2 separate regions of the Homo sapiens genome follow, and region 2 is linked to region 1. Evidence: chromatin contacts called from ENCODE Hi-C or POLR2A ChIA-PET data. All regions are on one chromosome and are shown on one strand. Each heading gives the region's core, a stretch centred on a gene start or an enhancer-like site at or near the end of the contact. The rest is flanking DNA. Distances are from core to core; before and after follow the strand shown.

Region 1 (2,740 bases), core at 148-2,647:
CATGCCACTGCACTCTAGCCTGGGTGATATAGTGAGACTGCGTCTCAAAAAAAAGAAAACAAGGAAAGAACTATAGGAAGGGCCTTCTCTCCTAGGAGCTGACGCCTTAGGCAGAAGATCACAGCCACTGACAAAGCACTCTGCCAGGGAGGGAGCCGACGGGGAGATGCCCCAGCCTTTCTCTCCTCAGGGTCCTGCTGGCAATCCCATTGGAGGACCCAAATGAACCCCAGGGAACCACGAGATGTAGTCTGAAGGGGCAGCCTCCCAGGGCACACATCAGGGTGAGAAGGGTGGAGAGTGGTTCTTGGTGGGGGAGGGGGTAAATGCAGAATATCCAGCCGGGAGAGAAAAGCTTCAGGTTCTGAAAGGTAGCCTTCTCTGTTCATAGCCTTCCTGAGGATTCTGTTGCTTGTAGCCAGACCTCTAAATCAGATCTTATGAAAGGGAGCCCCATGCAGAAGTGTTTTGTTTCATGCCCATTGCATTTTATTGAAAAAGAAAACAAACAAAACACCATATATCTGTATTAGCTTTGGGGAGTGACACCTCAAAATCTGAGTTTCTTTTTTTTTTTTTTTGAAAAATGGAAGATTTGGCAGCACCAAATATGCATTCCTATGTGGGTACAATCTGCTTAGCGTGTAGGAGCTGTCCTGTTAGGTAGGCATGCTTCAGTTTGCCTCAATCCCCACATCTCTCTATCTCTCTGTTGTGGTCTTTTTCTTTTTCTTTTCTTTTTTCTTTTTTTTTGAGATGGAGTTTTGCTCTTATTGCCTAGGCTGGAGTGCAATGGCATGATCTCGGCTCACCACAACCTCTGCCTCCCGGGTTCAAGTGATTCTCTTGCCTCAGCCTCCTGAGTAGCTGGGATTACAGGCATGCGCCACCACACTTGGCTAATTTTGTATTTTTTGGTAGAGACAGGGTTTCTCCATGTTGGTCAGGCTGGTCTTGAACTCCTGATCTCAGGTGATCGCCCACCTTGGCCTTCCAAAGTGCTGGGATTACAGTGTGAGCCACCGCACCCGGCCTTTCCTTCTATCTTTTTTTTTTTTTTTTTTTTTTTGAGACAGAGTTTCACCCTGTTGCCCAGGCTGGAGTGCAGTGGCATGATCATGGCTCACTGCAGCCTCGACCTCCCAGGTTCAAGCGATCCTCCCATTTCAGCCTCCAGAGTAGCTGGGACTATAGGCATATGCCACCATGCCTGGCTAATTTTTGTATTTTTTTAATAGAGACAGGATTTTGCCATATTGCCCAGGTCTCGAACTCCTGGGCTCAAGCAAACTGCCCGCCTCAGTCTTCCAAAATGCTGGGATTACAGGCATGAGCCATCACACTGGCCCCCTGTTGTGGTCTTAAGCACACATTGCTTCTGCCTGGTCCTGATAGACATCTGAGTTTATAATCCTTGGTCTCCATAAAGCAGTTTAGAGAAGGAAGGACAGATGAGTCATGCTAATTTAGAAAGAGAGTGAGTTCTGTCTTGGAAGATGCACTTCTCTACAAAGGGAAGAAAGAGACAGGGAGACTAATCTTGTTGGGGACACAGTCTGAGCATTTGTTAGACTAACTAGAAGGTTTTACATAGATAAATAATGTGAAAACTGAGACACAAACACGGTTAACATGGTTCTGATTAAATATCTAGAAAATGACACAGTCAGCGTTCAAACTTAGGCAGTGTGTTTGTGGGTCCTTGCGTAACATAGCTGTTATGTTATACTGTCCACCAAGCTAATCCCATATTGCCCTGGCCTTCTAAATCTTTTTCCTCTACAAATATATACATGTAGTTACATGCAAATACACAATGAGGTAATACTGTATGCATCCTATTTTATAATTGGCTGCCTTTATCTTAATAATAAAAGCAAGCATCACATTTTTAATAACTGTGTAATAGCTAATCCTATGAACACATCATACTTGGTAGATATTATTATGATTAAAGAATTTAGTTTTGTCCCAACTTTTCACTATTATAACATATTGTAATGCACTTCTTTTGTACACATATTTTAAAACACTCATTGGACTCTTCCTTAGGAAAAAGTAGATTTGCTGTGTCAAAAGTTACTATTCCTCTCTCTCACCCCTTTTAAAAATTGCTGTATTTTTCTGGTTTTAAAGGAAACATAAGCTCACAGCAAAAAACAAAAGTCAGAAAATAAAGACAAAGAAAACAAAATAGACAATCTGTTATTTAGTGGTATAAACACCACTATCGGGAACGTGTGTTATTTACATTTCTGTTCCCTCTCCCCTCCCCTCCCCTCCCCTTCCATCCACTCTCTTGTACAGGGTCTCACTCTGTCGCCCAGGCTGGAGTACAGTGGTGTGATTTCAGCTCACTGCAGCCTCAGTCTACCAGGTTCAAGTGATCCTCCTACCTCAGCCTCCTAAGTAGCTGGGATTACAGGCATGTACCACCACACCCAACTAATTTTTGTATTTTTGTAGAGACATGGTGTCACCATGTTGCCCAGGCTGGTCTTGAACTCCTGGGCTCAAGCGATCCTCCCACCTCGGCCTCCCAAAGTGCTAGGATTACAGGCATGAGCCAGTGCACCTGGCCCTGTCCTTATTTCTTTAGCAAAAATTTCCCAAGAGAAGAATTGCTGGGATAATGCACATTTAAATTTTTGATAGACATTCCCAAATATTATACCTGTTTTTGAGACCTTTAATTCCTGTTGTCAAATTGCCCTATATATGGAGTAATAAACACGATTTA
Region 2 (2,740 bases), core at 120-2,619, 40 kb after region 1:
GCTGAAATTGAGATATTGATTATACCTCCAAGTCCCATTGTTGAATAGGCGGTTGGATATATAAGTCTGGAATTTAAAAGAGACCGATCAAGGGGGCGAGATATACATTTGGGAGTTTACTTTAAATACCAACTATATGGCATGGAACTGCATGAGCTCACCAGGGGAGTGACGGTAAATAAAGAGGAGACCACAGACTAAGAACTGAGTCATTTCAACATTAAGAGGCAAGAAGAGGCCAGGCCTGGTAGCTCACGCCTGTAATCCCAGCACTTTGGGAAGCAGAGGTGGGTGGATCACCTGAGGTCAGGAGTTCGAGACCAGCCTGGCCAACATGATGAAACCTCGTCTCTACTAAAAATACAAAAGTTAGTTGGGCATGGTGGCGGACACCTGTAATCCCAGCTACTTGGGTGGCTGTCGCAGGAGGATTGCTTGAACCCGGGAGGTGGAGGTTTCAGTGAGCTGAGACTGCGTCATTGCACTCCAGCCTGGGCAACAAGAGCGAAACTCCATCTCAAAAAAAAAAAAAAAAAAAAAAGAGGCAAGAAGAAGAGTAGGAATTAGCAGAAGAGATGAGAAGGAGATGCCAGTGAGGTTGGCAGAAAGCCAGGAGAGGGTGGAGCTCTAGAAGCCAGGTGAAGAAGGAGTGTTAAGAAGGAGAAAGTGTCCAAAGCATCTGAGAGGCCAAGCAAGAAGAGTCCGACCTCTTTCCACCTGGAGAAGAGACCTGGGAGTCCGCACCATGTGTCAGCACAGGGAATAGTGAGAAAGAGCCTCGTGGACACAGAGCTTGCCAACAGCAGCCCCAGAAGAAAAGGAAAGCATCTTCTTCCATCAGTTCTGGCCTCACAAGACAGAGAGGAATGAGCAGGGGTGGAAGGTAGCTTTGTAAGTGACACAGTGATGTACCTCTGACCCTATTTTGATACTAGTTACATTAAATCAGTCCTAAATGGCCTTTTGGAATCCCCAGTTGATGAAATTTATTTCTCCTTTGTTTCATGTGCCACTCAGGATCTCTTGAATTCGTGAAATTTTTATTAAGAAAGCCTCATACACCAATAAACAACGTGTGCACAGACTCCATAGCCTCTCTGCTAACACATTGCTCTTGTATATCAGGAAGGTCTCCAGCATCAAAGTGAGTCAGTTATTGCACAGAGTCCCAACCTTGCCAGCTTTTTGCCAAATGGTCACCATCCTGTACATCCTTCCTTCCTGGAAGTGATAGAAATCTCTATGGCTATTTTTGCTACAAGGAGATTATGGCACAGCATATGGAGTCCTTACTCTCCAGGGGCAAAAGAAAAGTCTTGTCTTTGCTTAAGCAAGTCACACAGTAGATGCCACAGGCTTAGGGCAACTGTGTGTCTGCATGATTCATGGGGGACTGCACGGGGGAGCCGCAGCACACGGAGCAGCTGGTCTTAGCAGCATACTAACCTGATGTTTCCCATAAACGTTGCGCATGGAATTTCCCCCATTTGTCATGCTGAGTTGGCTCTGTCAATCCTATACAAATCCCTGCGTGCATTAATATTTCCTTGAGCCAGAGCAAAGGAATTCTAGAATATTGGCATTCTGAGGGTGAATAGTGATGGATATAGTAAACTTTTAGCATTATGGATATTGTCATCTTAAACAAAATAAACATGAAAGAAAAAGAGAAGTTATGATAAATTATCAGAGGCTGTTTGTTAAATTCCCTGATTTAAAAGCATCTTCCTCTATAAGTCCTCGGTTTAAAAACAAGAATCAACAAGGAACAAGATTTGTCTATAAGTAAAACCGTTTCTGTTGCTATTTTTTGAACAACAAGAGACATTTCTCTAGGAGATTAAGCCAGTCGTTTATCATGTTGTTTCAGGGAAGAGTATACTCTGAGTTATAATGTAATACCCAGACTAATTTATCTCATCATGGAAACTATTTACAATAATTTCTGGCCTAGCTAGAAATTGAAAAGTTCATTTTATTACCTGAATTCAATGTATACCGATGTTCTAAGAGAGTGGACATTCGGCAGTTAGTGCTATTTTAAATGGTGTTGTTGAAGAGAGTTTACTGCCTAAATTAAACAGGTTGGTTTTGCTTCTTGGCATTTATTATTTTTTTGAAATCTGACCAAGTTTAGGTTTATTAACCTTAGGGCACAGAAACTCATTTGTCTCACTAGATGCCTGAGCAAGGTTGGCATGCTAGAGAGAAAGGACATGGTTTAGCAGATCCATGGACCATGCCATTTGGTACTTATTGACCCCAGCAAATTACTTTAATCCCTCCAAGCTTCTATTTCTTCATCTCTATTGTGGGGAAAATAACCTGCATCACAGAGTTATGTCAGAATCCATAAAATATTATATGTAAAGTTCTGAGCACAGTGCCTGTTGCGTGGGGGCACGAAATAACCGGCAGCTGTTATTGTTGCTGCTGCTGCTGTTGTTACAATCTCCTCTAGCCTGCAGTCATGGAGATGTAAGAAACATGGTGGCTGAGCCTGGTGAAGTTTCTCAGCGTCTCTGTTTCTTGCATGTGTCTCACACCCTTGTCTAAAATGCCTTGCTCTCATCTAACCCAGAGTTCTCTCTCAACTAAGGCAGCAGGGTTGGCGTGAGGGGGGCAAAGGAGGGAGGAGGAAGGCAACCAGCCTCACAAGTGGGGGCCACTCCTCACAGCCACGAGCAGCTGGGCCACATGCAGCACTGGCAGCCCAGGTGGCCTGTTACGGCGGGCAGTA

The links. Hi-C counts contacts between places; a loop is a spot of excess contacts on that map. ChIA-PET counts read pairs that join two places held with the same protein, here RNA polymerase II (POLR2A). Pooled maps may share reads with other maps.
Region 2: a map of PC-3 shows a loop between it and region 1 (2.5-fold over the local background). The contact joins two enhancer-like sites. A Hi-C loop is called at or near these places in 7 of 168 maps with a recorded cell type or tissue (PC-3, aorta, astrocyte of the cerebellum and 4 more) and 2 of 50 pooled maps. POLR2A ChIA-PET finds 5 or more read pairs at or near these places in 10 of 52 experiments (A673, AG04449, AG04450 and 7 more).

What each region holds. Positions count from the first base shown.
Region 1 is chr14:54,596,539-54,599,278 of GRCh38, forward strand. The region is part of intron 2 of SAMD4A (sterile alpha motif domain containing 4A); the gene reads left to right. Among named protein-coding and RNA genes, the nearest start is that of SAMD4A, 31 kb to the left of the region's middle. Within about 2 kb of position 1,398, at least 2 of the 41 ENCODE cell types and tissues checked have a DNase peak (open chromatin) inside an H3K27ac peak, as active enhancers do.
Region 2 is chr14:54,636,847-54,639,586 of GRCh38, forward strand. The region is part of intron 2 of SAMD4A (sterile alpha motif domain containing 4A); the gene reads left to right. LOC112268133 (a long non-coding RNA gene) reads left to right here. Exons shown (of 2, transcript XR_002957606.2): 2 at 1-2,740. Among named protein-coding and RNA genes, the nearest start is that of SAMD4A-AS1, 50 kb to the right of the region's middle. Within about 2 kb of position 1,370, at least 3 of the 41 ENCODE cell types and tissues checked have a DNase peak (open chromatin) inside an H3K27ac peak, as active enhancers do.